Linked DNA regions of Homo sapiens: region 1 is linked to region 2. Evidence: chromatin contacts called from ENCODE Hi-C or POLR2A ChIA-PET data. All regions are on one chromosome and are shown on one strand. Each heading gives the region's core, a stretch centred on a gene start or an enhancer-like site at or near the end of the contact. The rest is flanking DNA. Distances are from core to core; before and after follow the strand shown.

Region 1 (4,995 bases), core at 1,018-3,517, 560 kb before region 2:
GGGTGATCCACCTGCGTCGGCCTCCCAAAGTGTTGGGATTATAGGCATGAGCCACCACACTGGCCCTGAATGTTCTTTAGACTCGAATCCAGTGGTTCTCAAACTTTAGGGTCCATCAGAATCACCTAGAAGGTGTGTTAAGCTGCAAACTGCCAGGCCCCACTCTCCCAGAGTTTCTGATTCACTAGGTTTGGTCTGGGCTATGCTTACCTATCTTGCCTATTTTCTATCCTGTCTTTCTCTTTGTCCTGACTCTATTTCCCTTTGTTTGTACTGTATCCATTGTGGAAAGAGGAGGAGATAAATAAGTGAGCAAATACATAAGATCACGAGCATTAACTTGACCTGCCTTTCCTGGAGCTCTACCGTGAGATTCTTCGGACACTAGACTCACAGCAGAATTTGTTGTTAGGTCTCCATAACCCTGCCAGGGCAGTTGTTCCCATGTGTTCTAAGACAAACCATCAAAGGTGTTGCCAGTAGTATACTAGCAGGATATTTTACCTCAATTAGTGATTATGTTGTGTATACCTTTCCATGTCACCCCTCCTCCCCCTCCTCAAGATTTCATGGAAATCTGTATTTGAATAGAACTCTGAGTATCATGGCTACAGGCACAAGCTGACATTCACTAGGGATGTCATTCTGTTTTGTTTTGTTTTTTTGAGACAGAGTCTCTCTCTGTTGCCCAGGCTGGAGTGAACTGGCATGATCTAGGCTCACTGCAACCTCCGCCTCCCAGGTTCAAGTGATTCTCCTGCCTCGGCCTCCCGAGTAGCTGGAGATGTGTGCCACCATGCCCGGCCGATTTTTGTATTTTTAGTAGAGATGGGGTTTCACCATGTTGTCCAGGCTGGTCCTGAACTCCTGACCTCAGGTGATCACCTGCCTCAGCCCTCCAAAGTGCTGGGATTACAGGCATGAGCCACTGAGGTGGGCTGGGATGGCATTCTGATTCCTGATTTCCCTGGTCAGAAATCTTTGTTCCTGGATTTGTTCTCACGTTACCTTGCGTCTCTGTGGAAGCATTTATTTGCCATATTCTGCAAACATGTTGTCGCCAGATAGATTGAATGCTACCCGAAGGTTTGTCACAGTGCTGTGCACAAAGTGGGACTTCAAGTGTTATGGAGGCCTGGAAAGCCAGGTACAATGGCTCACCCAGCACTTTGGGAGGCCGAGGCGAGCGGATCGCATGAGGCCAGGAGCTCGAGACCAGCCTGGTCAACGTGGTGAAACCCCGTCTCTGCTAAAAATATAAAAATGAGCCAGGCGTGGCGGCGCGTGCCTGTAGTCCCAGCTACTCTGGAGGCTGAGGCAGGAGAATCGCCTGAACCCGGGAGGCGGAGGTTGCAGAGAGCCGAAATCACGCCACTGCACTCCAGCCTGGGCGATAGAACTAGACCCCAACTGAATAAATAAATAAAATAAAGCGAAAGTGTTCTGGGTTGTTTGTGTTTAATTATACTAAGGAGATTTGATAGGAAGGAGCACAATAAATGTCATGGTGATTATTTGGTTTATTGTAATACAATAAAGGAAATACAATAAAAGGTTTAACAAACCTTTTCATAAAGTTGCTTTGGTTGTTAAAAAATTTTAGACCTTTCCTGCCATTTTTCTTTTTTTAAGTACATCATTCTAACTTCCTAAAAGTATAGCTCAAAAAGGTGGGGGCCCAGGGGAGAGGCCAGCAGCGAAGGCATTATTGGGATCTTATTTGCCCCAAGATCACGCAGAGATGATTTATTCAGTTTGTAGATTATATAAACGGAAGAGGGAATTAATAGTTCCTGAATCTACCATGAGTCAGATACAAACTTTCTCATACAACCCTCACGGTAATCCCACAAGGTTAGAAATTGGGAACAGAAGAGAGAGGGCGGGGAACTGAGCTCGGGTTTCAGGCTAGCAGCAGACAAGCAGGAAGCGGAACGAAGAATGATTTCTAAGCGCAGTTCCGCAGCCCACTCACCTCGTCGGCTGGGGCCACCTGCTCTGGGAGTTTCGATTTCCCTTCCCGCGACTGCACCTCCACAGACATGGGCAACGCCTTACCAGAGCAACACCTGTGTTTGTTGGGCGGGAATGAGCCTTGCACTGGGCAGGGCTCAGGGCCCATCGCGTGCAGCGAAGCGCGGGTGATTTAAACCCAAGCAGCGGGCGCCTAGAACCCGACCGGATGCTCCTTGACTTTGCCCCCGGTCTCCGGACTCCTCTGATTGGACGTGGCTGCGTTCGGCCGCCCAATGGCGAGGCAGCGCGCGGCTTCCCGGAAGTGGCGGCGCGGTCAGGGCTGGCCTTGGCTTCAGCTGCGGTTTTGGGGTCCCGGACTCTGGGATCGGCGGCGCTATGAGTTCTTTCGAGGGGCAGATGGCCGAGTATCCAACTATCTCCATAGACCGCTTCGATAGGGAGAACCTGAGGGCCCGCGCCTACTTCCTGTCCCACTGCCACAAAGGTGAGTGAGGGCTGCGCGTCGCCCGCTCCCGGGGCGCTGGGGGCTGGAGAGAGGACAGGAGGGGGCCGGCCCTGGAGCAAGGAGCTGCAGCCTGTGGGAAGCCAGCGAGGGGGCGGCCAGCACACGCCTTGTCCCAGTCGGGCTCTTCAGCCTCTCAAAGGCTTCATCTATTTTCGGATGTGGTCAACGCGGCGTAACGGCGCCTGCCAGTTGCGCCCCGGGCCGGCTTGGTCAAGCACTGCTAGTAGTTTCTCTTGGTAGCTTTGCTGGTGGCCGATGATCAGAGATTGGCGAGGGTTAGTACTTCCCTCAGAGCCTCGCTACCATGTATGAAGAAAACAAGTTTCAGATCCATTTGACCACACCCTCAAACATTGGTCAGCAAGCAGGAGACTCAGACACACACACAACTGTGGAACAGCCCGCCTAAGAGCTCCACGAAGTGCAAGCTCCTTGGCCTTTGGGTGTTCTGTCCGTATCCAATATGAAAGTTTCGTTCTAGTTTAGGTTGGAGGGATGTTTCCCTTCTAGATGGTATCAGGCAACCTGAAAAGCTACTATGATTTCACAGCTGGATCCTTTCACAGCTGGGCCGATTTAGGGATTAAGGTTAGAGTGTCGCTGATGCTCCAAGCAGAGATTGGAGCTAAGTTCCAGAGTTTAAATACCGCTAACTTGACAACCATTGTTCATTTTCACTTCTATTGTGCTAACAAGTCACTAACTTTTACCAGGGAAAACAGTTTTAATGCTCATTGTGCTAATTCGCCCAGCCATTAGTGTTAATTGGAGAAAATGATAAACGGAATCACTGGAGTTGCTGCCTCCTGCTGTGTGGCCTTGCAGCGTGCTGGAGCAGGAAGCTCCCACTACCCTGTGGAGTCAATCAGCGTAACAAACCTATCTGTACCTGCGCAGTAGGAAAGTATTTTAAAGTAAATTACAGGTATCCAAACACAGCCTTTCCTCACAGGGTTGGTGTGAAGGCCAGCTATGTTGTTTTGTGTGTGGAATCAATCACTTGGACTATAAATCGTTGAAGTTACTGCTTCTGCGAAATGTCTCTGCTTTTTTTTTCCACAAAGCCACCAGTGATTTCTCTTTAATGGGAAAATCTGGACCTCTTCTCGTGCGTTGCCGTATTCGCATCGTGCACGTCTTTGAGCATCTCCTTCTTCTTTTTCTTTTTTTTGGAGACAGGGTCTCCCTTTGTCGCCCAGGCTGGAGTACAGTGTGGCACATGCTCTCTGCTCAAGTAGTTGGGACTACAGGAGTCAGCCACCATGCCTAGCTAATGTTTGTATTTTTATTATTATTTTGAGGTGGAGTCTCCATCACCAGGCTGGAGTGCAGTGGCGTGATCTCTGTTCACTGCAACCTCCGCCTCCTGGGTTCAAGCGATTCTCGTGCCTCAGCCTCCCAAGTAGCTGGAGTTACAGGCACGCACCACCACACCCAGGTAATTTTTGTGTTTTTAGTAGAGATGATGTTTCACCATGTTGGCCAGGCTGGTCTCGAACTCCTGGCCTCAGGTAGATCCACCCACCTCAGCCTCCCAAAGTGTTAGGATTACAGGTGTGAGCCGCTGTGCCTGACACATTTCTGGTTTTGTTTTTCATTGAGAATCCACTGCTGGACGAGGATATGCCTATTTTTACTTTTTGTGTAGAGCCGCACTGGAGTCTCTGAACTCAAAATGGGCTAGCCAGGATTAAAGTATACTTCCGAAACTTGCACTTCGTGTTTAGGATGGCTGAGTTTGGAGAAATAATAAATCTAAAGGAATTTGAAATCATCATAAGTTTGTGCATTAAGCCAGAAATGGACTCTTCCCTACTGTTGAACAGTCTATAACAACTTTTTCTGTTCTCTGACCACATGTGGATCTGCTTAGTCAACCAGGACATAAACTCATCAAGGGTGAAAACACAACTTCTGCTTTTGGAGGTTTCTCACATTGCCTTCTGTTGGCTTTTCACCTTTTTGGGACACAGGCTTCTTTGATTATGATATGGACTATCTCCACAAAATTCATATGTTGAAGCCCTAACCCCCAAAGCGACTGTATTTGGGGCTGGGGCTTTTAGGAGGAAAATAAGTTTAAGTGGGGTCCTACCGTGGTGTCCTACTCTGATAGGATTAGTTTCCTTACAAGAGAAGGAAGAGAGAGGGCGCTCTGTCCTCATGCGGGGCCTAGGAAAGCCATGTGAGTGCATAGTGAGAAGGCGGCTGTCTGTAAGTTAGGAAAAGTGCCCTCTCCAGAAACCAAATCGCCCCGCATCTTGATCTTCCCAGCTTCCTGAACTGTGAGAAATACCTTTTTGGTGTTGAAGGCAACCAAAACACTACCTTTCCTTACAGCGCTGGTGTGAAGGCCAACTATGGTATCTATGGTATCTTGTGATAGCAGCTCAAACATGAGAAACTGTATGGACTCTTTTGCTAGAAAAAATGCATGGAAACCCATCCACATCACTTCCTTTTTTTTTTTTTTTTTTTTTTTTTTTTTTTTGAGACAGGGTTTTGCTCTGTCA
Region 2 (4,628 bases), core at 21-2,520:
CAGTGAGCTGAGATTGCACCACTGCACTCCAGCGTGACAACAGAGTGAGACTCTGTCTCAAAAAAAAAAAAAGTACAATTAAATTCATATTGACTATAGTTACCCTATTGTTCTATCAAATACTAGATATTACTCATTATTTCTAACTATTTATTTGTACCTATTAACCATGCTCCACCTACTATCCCACCACCTCACTAACCTTCCCAGCCTCTGGTAACCATCATTCTCTCTATCTCCATGAGTTCAACTGTTTTAATTTGAAGTTTCCACAAATAAGTACGAACACCCGAAGTATGTCTTTCTGAGACCACGAGGCATATTTTATGTAATACTATGCATTAGTTTTTATTTTTTTGTATTTCTTTTCCTTTTTGCCAGATCTAAAAATTCTTGGAAAAGCCAACGTGATATGGTAGAAAATCCTGAAAAGAGAGTAAGAGAACCTAGGTTGTAAACCTAGTGATACAAGTGATTAACTCTGTGATTTTGAGTAAATCTCAGGGCACCTCAAGTCTCTGTTTATAGACGTAAGACCTGCGCTGGTCTCTTGGGCATGCTAGGTGCTCAATACATCATTGATGCTTTCTTCAGAACCCCCCTTTCCTAATTATGAAATTCTAGACATGCAGAGGCTAGGGGCCACTTTGAATTCCCATGTTCTTAAGGAATGCAATTGCCCTCAAAGATGGTTTGTTTTAAAATTTTAAAAATTAAATATACTCCCTTTGTTTCACCACTGATTTTCTCTTCTTTATAGTACCTGCTTCCGAGTACTAATAAACAGAGCAACCTTGACTTAATGCCTTAGATAGAGAAAAGAAGGTTCAATTGCACACCTTGAGAAAAATGAACCAGAAGGTTTGCTAGAATCCCTGCAGGAGAGGACATTATTTGGTTTGGGAAGGAAATGGACTTCAATTCTCTGGTCTCTTCATTGTTTGACTTTGCAGCTTTTTTTTTTTTTTTTTTTTTCCCCAAACTCCATGGGTCAAGGAAAAAGGAAGGTGAAACCCATGGACAACTGCGACATCAGACACAGCTGGCTGGGCCGCTCCGCCAGCCCCCACTCAGCAGGCGGGATGCAATGTTCAGGGCAAGGGAGGCAGCCAGCCCCTGGCGTGACATTTTCAGCTGTGCAGCTGTGGGCCCTGGCACGTTGCTGCTGGAGCTTGATGGTTGCCTTCCAGCCCCTGAATAGCTTTTGATTAGGATGGGATGCCTAGCAGATGAGTCAGATTTAAACCACGCTGCATGTGGTTAGTAGCAGCCATTTTTTTAATCACTGTCATATTGACGGGGATTACAACTCCCCATGAGATGTCTTAATTTATTTGGCCCCTAACCTTTAAGATGACAATCGCATTTTGTGAGCTTCTGATGCTTTTCTTTTTACAGTCACAATTTCCCCCAGACCCAGGCCTTTAACTCCTTTCCAGAATTAGATGGACCATGGATACCATCAGTTCTGGGCCTGACTGTACTGTAATTAGAGTCCCAGAAATGTTTGGAGCTGACTTTTACACCCTATTCTTCTTATGATACCAGAAGTTGGTGTGCTCTGGATCAGAGAGGGAATTTCAGAGCAGAAACAACTAATAAAACTGTGACCTGGAGTGGTGGGGGAAATGGATACCAGGCATTCAACAGAAAGGCCGTAGAATATGGGGCCTCCTAAAGTGTGATTCCCCTCATGGCCACTAGGTCAATGAGTCCTGAAATTTTGCCAACAGAAAATAATTCTTCTGGCTTAAACGTGTTATTTTATTGGCAAGCAGGTGTTCCTGGAAGGGGTCGCCAATTGGTCTCTTTTCAGACATAAATGCCTAAATGTGCATGAGTTTGTCAGATCACTTCCTGAGGTTAGATTTTGTTGGAGAGCTCAAAAAGTGAAAGAAAGGGCTGCGTACATTCCTGTAATTCCAGCGCTTTGGGAGGCCGAGGAGGGCGGATCACCTGAGGTCAGGAGTTTGAGACCAGCCTGGCCAACACAGTGAAACTCCAACACTACTAAAAATACAAAAATTAGCCAGGCATGATGGCAGGCACCTGTAAATGCAGCTACTTGGGAGGCTGAGAGAGGGAGAATTGCTTGAACCCAGGAAGCGGAGATTGCAGTGAGCCGAGATCATGCCATTGCACTCCAGCCTGCGTGACAGAGCAAGCAAGGCTCAGTCTCAAAAAAAAAAAAAAAAAAAAAAAAAAAAAAGTGAAAGAATAAGGCACTGAACAATTGGTGGGATGAATCAGGAGAGGGGCTGTGGGGCTGTCAGAGATGGGGAGAGTAAAGAAAGGGGGGCTCACTGTACCCATTTTCCTAGGCATGGCACTGTTAAGGAACAGAATGATGGAAAATCTAGACATCGTAGATGATATTAGGTTGGTGCAAAAGTAATTGCAGTTTTTGCCACTAGAAGTAATGGCACCAACCTAATAGTGATAGGAACAAAGTCATGTTTAGAATTCTGCTCTCATAGAGAGACAGGGAACAACCCAGCCTGTACCTTATAGCACAGCAGTGCATTGAGTAAGGTCCAGGGGCATGTTAAACGCATAGCCTAATACATTCGCCCTCTCCCTACTCCTCCCATTCCAACAAAGCATTTCATAGTCCACGGTCCCTTGTCTCAGCTCTCATAACACCATATGAAAATACAAGAGCTTTCCACAAAGTCATGCTAAGAGGGTTAAGTCATTAAAAAGACAATATTGTACCTATATTAAAAATAAGAGCCATAAATAGTCCTATAGCCCTTGGAGTATAAATATTACTGTGTTTCCTTTATTTTCCCAAATTAAGATTGGTTGACCCCTGTGAAAATAAAAAATGATAAACTTAGAATCATATTATAGTAGTCTTAGTAAAAACTAGAAAAAATAAGGTTATAATGGCTTTGATAGGGTCAAATCTTGAAATAAAATAAACTTTGTTTGTAAAATGAGTTCAAGAACTCAAAGTGGTTGGGTGCAGTAGCTCACGCTCTAATCCTAACACTTCGGGAGGCAAAGGTGGGTGGATCACTTGAGGTCAGGAGTTTGAGGCCAGCCTGGCCAACATGGTGAAACTTCATTTCTACTAAAAATACAAAACTGATCCGGGAGTGGTGCCACGTGCCTGTAATCCCAGCTACTCAGGAGGCTGAGGCACGAGAATGGCTTGAACCTGGGAGGCAGAGGTTGCAATGAGCTGAGATCTCAACACTGCCCTTCAGCCTGGACAACAGAGTGAGACTTCATCTCAGAAAAAACAAAAACAGAAACTCAAAGTGCAGGACTAAGCACTTCCTAATCTCAAAAAATTGAGAAAAGTTAAATTAAGCAGTGCTCATATTTGGTGGTCAATAGAATACAATTGTACAACAACCTTCAGCCAAAGGAAGACACCTTTGGGTGTGGGGAAAAGGGGCAGGGGAGAAGGAGATAGATAGATAGATAGATAGATAGATAGATAGATAGATAGAGAGATAGATAGATAGATAGATTGATTATGGGAGTTCCTTCACATAATGATGGAGGCCACAAAGTCCCATGATATGCCGTCTTCAAACTGAAGACCCGGAGGAGCTGATGGGGTGATTCAGTCCGAGTCTGAAGACTTGAGAACCAGGGCAGCCAATGGTGCAACTGTCAGTCTGAGTCCAAAGACCTAAGAAACTGGAGGCCACTCATGTTGTATTTCAGAGTCCAAAGGCCAAAGAACCAGGAGCTCTAATGTCTGTGGGCAGGAGAAGATGCATGTCTCATTCAGCTTGAGAGATGGCTGGGCACAGTGGCTCACACTTATAATCCCAGCACTTTGGGAATCCGAGGCAGGAGGATCACTTGAGGCCGGTGGTTCCAGACCAGCCTGCCTGGGCAACAAAGCAAGACCTCATCTCTTAAAAAAAAAAAAAAAAGCAAATTTGTCCTTCCTCCATTTTTAAAATTCTCTTCTGGCCTCAATAGATTGGATGACGCTTGTCACATTGGTGAGGTGATCTTTACTCAGCCTGCCAATTCAAATGCTAACCTCTTCTGAAAACATACATGCAGAAATAATAATAATAATTTTACCAGCTATCTGGGCATCCCTTGGCCCAGTCAAGTTGACACAAAAAATTAACCATCACAACCAGAAAGCTCACATAGTCTAAAATGAGGTCTGTCAAACTTTGTTCTTAAGCTTACATGAGCATGCTATACTTCCAGAACCCAACACTTTGATATCTGGTCTTATGACTGCTGTTGATCAGATTTCAGGGACTGAGAAAATGCATATACTCCCTCTTAAATCAGACACAAAAGCCTCACTGAACTCAATAAGATTAATATATGTGGTGGGCCATTAGTCCATCTGTATTCAACTAGGAGTCTGATTCATTTCACATAAATAAAAGTAGGCAGCCAAAGTTATGTAATGAATATAGGGCATTTTCTATAATCACCTGACACACTTAGGACTACCATGTTCTAGATAGTCAGCATAAATATAGCCTAGTAAATAGTGTATATGTATATGTATATGTTCAAGAGAAGTGGGTAAAGTGAGCAAAGACTCCTCTAGGATTCCTGTGGTACTGAATCCTCTAGGATTCAGTGTCATGTACGTGATTTTGAGTGTACATTCTGAGTTCTTGAATAATGCCTAT

Evidence for each region. Hi-C counts contacts between places; a loop is a spot of excess contacts on that map. ChIA-PET counts read pairs that join two places held with the same protein, here RNA polymerase II (POLR2A). Pooled maps may share reads with other maps.
Region 1: a loop to region 2 is called in a pooled map, with 2.3 times the contacts of the local background. The contact joins the promoter of DCLRE1C here to the enhancer-like site in region 2. A Hi-C loop is called at or near these places in 2 of 37 single-sample maps with no recorded cell type and 7 of 50 pooled maps. POLR2A ChIA-PET finds 5 or more read pairs at or near these places in 1 of 52 experiments (PC-9).

The regions. Positions count from the first base shown.
Region 1 is chr10:14,951,368-14,956,362 of GRCh38, reverse strand. It overlaps DCLRE1C (DNA cross-link repair 1C), which reads left to right and starts at 2,267. Exons shown (of 14, transcript NM_001033855.3): 1 at 2,267-2,461. The coding sequence starts at 2,353. It also overlaps a transcript of MEIG1 not described here. RefSeq lists a silencer at 2,076-2,155 and enhancers at 2,174-2,901, 2,902-3,630.
Region 2 is chr10:14,393,838-14,398,465 of GRCh38, reverse strand. No RefSeq gene overlaps it. Among named protein-coding and RNA genes, the nearest start is that of MIR4293, 13 kb to the right of the region's middle. Within about 2 kb of position 1,270, at least 5 of the 41 ENCODE cell types and tissues checked have a DNase peak (open chromatin) inside an H3K27ac peak, as active enhancers do.